2 separate regions of the Mus musculus genome follow, and region 1 is linked to region 2. A link is a contact called in ENCODE Hi-C or POLR2A ChIA-PET data. All regions are on one chromosome and are shown on one strand. Each heading gives the region's core, a stretch centred on a gene start or an enhancer-like site at or near the end of the contact. The rest is flanking DNA. Distances are from core to core; before and after follow the strand shown. Region 1 holds the start of Tjp3 (tight junction protein 3). Region 2 overlaps Zfr2 (zinc finger RNA binding protein 2).

The links. A loop is a pair of places that touch in the nucleus more often than their neighbours do. ChIA-PET counts read pairs that join two places held with the same protein, here RNA polymerase II (POLR2A).
Region 1: a loop to region 2 is called in a map of v-Abl transformed pro-B cells, with 2.5 times the contacts of the local background. The contact joins the promoter of Tjp3 here to the enhancer-like site in region 2. A Hi-C loop is called at or near these places in 4 of 37 maps with a recorded cell type or tissue (heart and v-Abl transformed pro-B cells). POLR2A ChIA-PET finds 5 or more read pairs at or near these places in 4 of 5 experiments (Patski and embryonic stem cell).

The regions. Positions count from the first base shown.
Region 1 is chr10:81,288,309-81,292,541 of GRCm38, forward strand. It overlaps Tjp3 (tight junction protein 3), which reads right to left and starts at 2,959. Exons shown (of 21, transcript NM_013769.3): 1 at 2,740-2,959.
Region 2 is chr10:81,242,710-81,246,915 of GRCm38, forward strand. It overlaps Zfr2 (zinc finger RNA binding protein 2), which reads left to right. Exons shown (of 18, transcript NM_001034895.3): 6 at 61-247; 7 at 941-1,086; 8 at 1,952-2,071; 9 at 2,696-2,835; 10 at 3,320-3,452; 11 at 3,881-4,047. Among named protein-coding and RNA genes, the nearest start is that of Zfr2, 12 kb to the left of the region's middle. Within about 2 kb of position 2,646, at least 1 of the 3 ENCODE cell types and tissues checked has a DNase peak (open chromatin) inside an H3K27ac peak, as active enhancers do.

The DNA of each region.
Region 1 (4,233 bases), core at 1,709-4,208, 46 kb after region 2:
GAAGATTCAGCGGAGAAAGGCAGGTGTGGCTCAGACTGACCCCAGGGAGGAGGGAGCCAGGGAGAGTTTACTGAACCGATCACCATGGCGGAGAGAAGCAACGGGAAACCGACCCCGTTTCCACGGTGCTTGCGCATTCGTGTGAGTGCATCACATGCACTGCTAATAAAAAGAATTTAGACTTTGTAAATAGCTAGGACTGGTGGCACGCACCTGCTCTCCCTGCGCGCGTGAAGGGAGGGCTGGGGCAGGAGGATTGCTATCAGTTCTAGAGGAGCCAGGCCGCTGAGCTGAGGAGCCATACTCATCACCACAATGCACAAAGTAAAATACAGGGAGAGTCTGAGGAAACTCGCATCTGGGACACCAGGGGGGTACGCCAACCATGACTACTGTGAGACTCCTCGCCTCAGTTTCCCTGTAAACCTCAGCGCCCAATTTGACTCTGAAAGGCTTCCACAGCCCCTATCTCCAGCATTTGGGGCTGCAATACCAGCTTCAGCCAATAGGGGACACGTGGGACCCAGAAGTGGCATCTGGTGTCCTAGGGCTACAGGGTTCCCTAGCCCACCCCCACCAAAAGTCTTCAAACTGCTCCTGAGGTCTTTCTCATAGCTTTCTGTTGTTGTTGGTTTTGGTGTTGTTGTTGTTTGGTGGTGGTGGTGGTGGTGGTGTCGTCACTATGTAGACCAGGCTGATCCAAAACTCACTATGTAGACCAGGTTGGCCCAGAACTTACTATGTAGACCTGGGGTGGGGGTGGGTAGTTGTCACCCAGTCTGCAGCTGTCTGTACAACCACACCTCTGTGTCTTCCACAGTGTCAAGAACCTCATGTACCCTCCAGGGGATATTTGTTCATTTATAGAGTGCTGACTATTTGTCAAATCTTATCCCAAATAATGGTATGTATGGTTCAGGGGTACAGCAGGGTGAAAAGACCCCTGAGGCGGGGGCTCCATGAGCGTGTGGTTGACATTTCATAGCTCTTGAGCGCCCTTTCAGTAATATAACTTTTGGGCAGGGTTTCCTCTGTGTGTCCTGATGGTCTGCCAACCTTCCTGCCTTACCACTGACCTCTGGCCCCTGCCCCTGAACCTTCATCTCAGCACAGCCCCTCCACCTGATCCTTCCTGACAGTCACCCCCTTATCAGCCACCAGAGGGCGCACACGAACACTGAGCCCTCTCCCACTGCTCAGCTCTCCATGGCTCCCACCCACCTTGGCAGCTCAGCTGCCTGTCCCGGGCTCCGGGCTCCCTCCATTCTGAGCACACTTGCCTGAGCCTTAACCTTCTACCCAGGCCTGTCACCCCAGACGTCAGTTCACCCCCAGTGCTCCCGTCTTCTCTTCCTAAGGTAGAACAAACCACACATGATGGGGCACACCTGTCATCCCAGCCTCCGAGGTAAGGAGGGAAGATCAAGAGTCCAAGGTTATCCTTAGCTACTTATGGACACAGACACCAGCCTAGGCTATGTGAGATCCTGTCTCCAAAAGCTGAAAAGATAAAATTATGAATGTCTGAGCCTTGTTCCCAATATACGTGACATACAGTAAATGCTCAAGAAATACACACGTCTTTGTTAGGCAGCCCGTCCCCATAGCCAAGTGTCCCACTGACCTCAGCCACGAAGGGTGTTGGGTTCTACCCTGAGCAAACACTGCCTCTCTGGCACGCGGCCCGGCCCAGGAGGAAGAACCGAGCCTAAATTCTCATCGTGGACTTTCCCCAGCATCGGTGCCACACGGAAGTGCCAGGCCAGACAGGGATTTTTCTAAGATGTCGCCCCAGGGAGGTTTCTTGGGGGTTAGCTCTAAGGCCCCCTGTGCGACAGTCTTACTCTACTGTGCAGCCTCCGGGAGCAGTTACTCCTGTTTGGGCTTCACTTCATTTTGTGCCAAATAACTGGGAACTGAGCTGGGAACAAGGGCCCCCAGCGCCCCAGCGCCTGCCACTATAGCATTAGCTTCTCCTTGGTGCAAAATGAAAAACTGAGGCTGGGCTAGTGCAGCAGCCAATACCAGAACTCCCAAGGCCAGGTCCCCCTGTGTGCTGATCCTTCCCGGAGAATAAGATAACCTGGGGGGGGGGGGATGGTGGTGATGTTGGTGGCTGGACACACCTTCCTGAAGGAATTGTTTTTCTTTGTTTTGGGGCAAATGACACAGAAGGTTCCTGTGCCCCTCCCAACTCCTCTGTCAATCCCATTAGGCATCTGTCCATCCGTTCTACCCTCGTCGTGCAATTCTCAGCTGACAGACGTGCTTTGGGGAGCTGACAGAGCTCCTGTCCTCTCCTGTCCCCACAATGTATAACCTAGGACAGGTGGCACATTCATGCCTTGGATATATGGGGTGACCCTCAGGGAGAGTTCCAGAAAAACTCAAGAGTTAGTTCAGGAGTACCCCAACTTCCTCTGCCATCTCCCAAAACTGCAGGCCAGCCTCCCATGGGAACCAAGATCCTTCCTGCTAGGGGATCAGGGACCAGCCTCCCTAGCCACCACCTGCGCTCACAAAGACCCTTTGAAGGCTGGGCTGCAGCGTGCTGGGCGCTGTGCCAGGGCAGAAACTGCACCCGCTGGAACTTTCTGAAACTGTGTCAGATGTCCCCACAGGATGCCAGCTTCCGGCTCCCATGGGGGGCATCCAGAGCAAACTTGGGGGTCCCGGGAGCCTGACATGGGATCACTTGGATGCATAAAGCCCTTGGGATGAGCTCAGCTGGAGACTTACCGGTCTGGAAGGCTGAGTGAATGGACGCAGGGTGGGAGGTGGAAGCTGGGTCCTGGATAGCTGTCAGGCATGGGTGGCAGGGAGGAGACCCGAGCTGGCTGCTCGGGCCGGGCAACCTGTTTGCTCAGCGAAAGCGGAGTGGAAGGAACGGTGGGCGAGTCCCTTTGCCGGGTGGAACCGGCAGGACTGTGCAGGTTGTGCGCAATTGTGAGTGCAAGAGAGGCCGGCCTGCAGGTGGGAGGGTTTGTGGCTCAGTCGCAAGGTGCTCTCACGTGGCCAGACAGGCCTTAACCCCTGAGTACCCAGAGAGGCCTAGCTAGCCCTGCACCCCACAGCATCTACACCACAGAGTAGGTGCTCACAAAACACTGAGCATCCTACGGGATGAATGGGCTGTGCCTCGCGCTGCAACTTACCCGCTGTCAAGCTTCCAGCTTTCATCACAAGGGGGGACACTGGAATAATCAAAACTCTCATGGAGCCACAGCCCAGCTCATTACTATGGGATTCTAGGCGGGAACTCCACCCCTGACTACGTCCCCAGCCCCCTCACTGGGGAATTGTAGGCCATACCACACCTTTTAGCCACACCCAAGATCATTATCTACTCTATTGGCATTGACTTCCCTGTCTGTACACCTGACCCCTTGTGACTTTCCAGTTTCAGACTTTATTTTTGGTTTTTTGGTTTTTTTTTTTTTTTTGAACTTTGCTTCCTCTTAATTCGAGCACTCCTGACCTAGTTCCTTCCTGTGATGCCCAAAGAGATCTCAGCTTTTATCAGGTGTCCATATCGCTGGAGGAGTTGGTGACCCCATCTTAGTTCCTGCGGCAAGAAGACTTCAGATTCAGGCTTCTAACCCGCTTTCAGAAGGTGCTGTTACTGGGCTCCAGTGACCACACTTTGGAAGCCCAGGCTTAAGTCAAGTTCTGTCCACACCACACACCAAAGCGCTCTTTCTGATGCAATTGTCTTAACGGATGGTCCACGCCTGTCCTAGCAAGGAGGAAGCTCAGACTGGAGTGTCTGTCTCAAAAACACAACAAACAATATATATTACATACATCTTATTATTTTGCAATATGACATATGCTTATTTTTATTGATAACTTATGTTGTAAAGCGATAAAATGACAGTAGTAAAATACACTTCTAATATATGTAATAAATTTCTTTAACGCCCACACTCCTATAGCCCAGGTTGGTCTCTTTAAATCAATATATAGCTGAGGATAACTCAGACCCAGCACTGGGGAGGCAGAGGCAGGAGGATTTCTGAGTTCTTGGATCTCGTAGACTAGGCTGGCCTCAAACTTGGAGATGCACCTGCCTCTGCCTCCAGAGTGCTGGGATTAAAGCTGTGTGCCACCACTGCCCAGTTGTGGGTTTTTTGTTGGTTTTAGTTTTGGGGTTTTGTTTTTTCAAAGATAGGGTCCCACCTATGTAGCCCTGGCTAGGCTGGAACTTGCTATGTAGACCAGGCTAGTCTTAGA
Region 2 (4,206 bases), core at 1,396-3,895:
AGCCTGTTCAGTGTGACGTGCACTGTTTGTTTCCCAAACATGCTGTGGGGTCCGTTGCAGGTCTTCAAGTTGCACACCAGGCTAGGGAAGCCCATTCCCTCTGAGCCCACACCACGGAGTGTCACCTACACCCGAGGTTCGGACAGCACCCCCGAGACCTCAGTCAAGCATGAAGCTCATGCCCGTCACAGCTCACACACCCAAGGCCGGCCAGCACCAGCCAAGGGATCAGCAGCCTCACGCAAGGGTACAGGTCTCTACAGTTCTGTACATGTGAACAGATGACTGTATCCAGCGCCCCTCACTGGGGGAATCTAGGCAGGAGCTCCACCCCTAAGCCCACCCCCAGCTTTTGGATTTTTAGGTACAGTTTTTATTTATTGGTTTGTTTTGTTTTGTTTTGTTTAAAGACAGGGTTTCTCTGTGTAGCCCTGGTTGTCCTGGAACTCACTCTGTAGACCAGGCTGGTCTCAGACTCACAGAGATCCTCCTGCCTCTGCCTCCCAAGTTCTGGGATTGAAGGCGTGCGCCACCACACCCTGCCAGCTCTCGGTTTTTGAGGCAGGATCTCACCGTGTAACCCGTGGTGACCTGGAACTGATTGGTGCTCCTCCTGCCCTATCCTCCTAAGTGCAGGATTCCAGGTGTGAGCCACCAGCTTTGTGACAACTTAGCTTGAATGGAAGGTCACTGTCCTTTGGAGTTCTCTTGAGGTGACCCATTCACATCAGACAGTCAGTGGCCATTTGCTGAGCTACTGTCTGTCTCTGCTCTTGGCTTGGGTGATATCACAGCCTGCCCTTCTGTGGCTGCAGGATACCATGGTAGTTTCCACAAGAGGGAGTGGCCAGCTAGCTCCCCCTCAGGTTTAGAGTCCCGTGGCATGTAGGGGAAGGGATGGGGCAGGCCTGAGGTTGCAGCCCACCATGGTTTCTGGCAGGGCCACCTGAGCTGCAGACAATGCATGGCCGACCTGGAGACAGGCGGCCATCACACTTCAAGGTGGAGGCCACCAGGGGAGGCCCTGGGGAAGCTTCGGGGAGCTCTGGAGACATGGCGCCAGTGGGCACAGAGTATGTTGAGGAGGTAAGTGGCTGCTGGGACACTGAGTCTTGGTGAGCAGAGCTCAGCTTTGGCCCACTGTGGTTCTGTGAATGGAGCTGCCACAGTAGCCCATCCTCATGTCCACCTTCCACGCAAGGGGTGGGAAGCAGGACCAGGGGGTGGGAAAGCTCACTCAGGGCACCAAGGCCCTCCTGTCCCACCCTACTTGGCCTGAGGGCCCACTGTTCCAGTTTGGCACCAGAGAGCCAAGCTCTGTCTACCTCAGATGGCTTCATACCTTGGCCGGCTTTGCCTGGGAGAGTCAAACTGGACCTGCCTACCCTAAGTCCTGGTTTATGAATGCCAGCCCGAGGGTCCTTGGGCAGTACTTACTGTGCCTGCACCAGGGTGGCTGGCTGCTGCACAAACACCCAGGGTAGGGAGTCGCCACTCATAAGCTCTCTATTCACAGCTGGCTCCATGGCCACTGCCCCAGCAACACAGGGATGGTACTTCCATTGGTGTGTGCAGGTGACCCCTGTGTGGGTGTGTGCAGAAGATAGGTGGCGGTCCCCTAGCCATGTCTTTTTGTCCCTTGCACTTTGTCTAGGGCAGTGCTCACCAGCTAGAGCCAGCTGCGGTGGCCTGCTACTTGGTCATGGGGACAAAGAGAGTTCCTGGTAGCATACAAGGTGTCGGGTGGCTCTTTGCCCCTGGGGTGGGGTTGAGAGGCTGAAGGGACAGGTCAGGGGCATTCCCTGTGCTTTCAAAGCCACTTCTCTGGGATGACACACCCCTGCTAGTGCCATGGGGAGGCTCGTTGTCCTGGGTGTCTTGCTGTCCAGCACCCTCCAGGTCATCAGGGCTGGCCGGCAGGAAGCCGAGTCACGTTCGTGTCCTGTCCTAGGTGTGTAGTGATGAGGGGAAGGTGATCCGCTTCCGATGCAAGCTCTGCGAATGCAGCTTCAATGACCGGAACGCCAGAGACATGCACCTGACTGGACGCCGGCACCGTCTGCAGTACAGAGTGTGTCCAGCAGGGGTGCCAGAGGCCGGCCAGGGCTACCAGTGTGGGGGAAGCGGCTGGTGAAGAGAGGAACAGGAAGAAAGGCTTGAGAGGGGATACAGAGGGCTGCATGGATAGGTGGGGAGTGAGGCGTGTGTATAGAGATAGGTGGGTGAGCGGGCAGACATTATTCGTAGCTTTGCTACTCACTGGAAGGAGTTTCCCCCTCTGGTCCTGCCAGAGACCCTGCAGATGCACAAAGCCACCGACACTCAGGAGCCCACCCTGCTTTGTGTTTGGTTGCTGACCCTCCTTACTGGCTGAGTGTTTTGGTGGCTGTCCTTGGGGAACAACACTCATGACCCCGCCTGGTGCTTGGGCCCCTGCACTCTGAATGAACATGAGTGGCCTACAACCTAGACAGTCTTGGTCATGTAAAGCCACCCCCAGAGCCTGGGCAGGACATTTCCCCAAAGTGACCCATTTTGACTGCTGTGGGCTACATGCAGCCTGCTGTCCCCTCAGCCCACTTCTCCCTACTGCCACTGTGGTGGGGCCCATGAATCTGTAAGAACAGCGGGTGTTAATTGGGGCTTCTCTCTGCCCACGAGCTGGCTGCCCATCTGGCTGGCTTTACCTTTGCAGAAGAAAGTGGATCCTACACTTCCAGTAGCTGCCCGGCCCAGCGGCCCCATTCAGAGGGTGCTGGCCAAGAGGCTACAGAGGCACTGGCAGCAGGTACAGACACAGCTGGAGGATACACGGCGCTGGGACTCTGAGCTAAGGTGACCATGGTGTTCCCTCCTGGCCTCCTCACACCCTTCTTCAACATCTGACATTCCCTACCGTCTCTGTATCCCGTGACCTCTAATGCTACCATGTCCCCTGTCCTCTGATGTCCTCATGTCCCCAACCTCTGATATCCCCATGTTCCTGATGTCCCCATGTCCCCTGACATCTGATACCATGCCTCTGATATTCCCATGTCCCCTGACCTCTGATGCCCCATGACCCCTGACCTCTGATGTCCCCATGTCCCCTGATCTCTGATGTCCCCATGTTCCTGATGTCCCCGTGTCCCCTGACCTCTGATGCCCCATGATCCCTGACCTCTGATATTCCCATGTCCCCTGATTTCTGATGCCCCCATGACCCCTGACCTCTGATATTCCCATGTCCCCTGACCTCTGATGCCCTCATGACCCCTTAACTCTGATGTTCCCAGGCCTCTGGCATCCAGAGCCCCGTGTCCCTATCTGGTCCCCACAGGCAGCAAGAAGAACACAGCAGGCAGCCTGAGGAGACTCCACAGCCCCAGGTTGAGGAGCAGCTACCAGGGCTTCCTGCATGGGCATTGCCAGCTCCCACCACCAGACCAGGGATGGCCACTGCACGGCGCCAGGTGGGTGCTGTTGTAACATGTAGGACACCCAGTCCCCATCAGGCCTTGGGACCCCCTCAGAGGGCAGAGGACCCTGAGACTACCCAGTGCTGTGGGTCCAGCATAGCATGTCTGTCTCACACTGTGGCTCCCTGCAGCCTTCAAGAAGTGTCTGTCCTCATAGGCTGAGCAGGGACCTAAGGCTGGCCTCTCGCTTGAGGAGGACACACACTGTATGGCTCTTAGCCTCTGGCCTGGAAATGGAAAAATGTGCCACAGGAGAGCCCCCCCCCAGACCCAAATCCCCTGCACGTGTTTCCCTATGGGGGCTGCTCAGCCAATGGCCAGCCAATGCTCCCTAGAGCCTGTCTGGCCCTTCAGCACTCTCCGAAGTCCTGCCGGGATGTCTTGTCCCAGCCCACCCCTGATGAGGGTAGCTCTCCCCACAGTCAGGGCGTCGGCCGGAGAGCAGCGACGACCGTCATGTCATGTGTAAGCATGCCTCCATCTACCCCACGGAAGAAGAGCTGCAGGCCATCCAGACAGCTGTGTCCCACACAGAACGAGCACTCAGACTGGTGTCAGACACCCTGGCGGAAGAGAGCAGCCAGCACGGGTTAGTGCCTCAGGGCTCTGTCCTACTGGTTTGTCTCAAATTCCTCTGCCAGACTTGTGACAAAGTCCCTCTTACCCTATTTCCCTGTGTGTTGGGTTTGGTAATCCCAGTACTCAGGAAGCTGAAACAGGAGGATCACTGTGAGGGAGGTTAACCTGG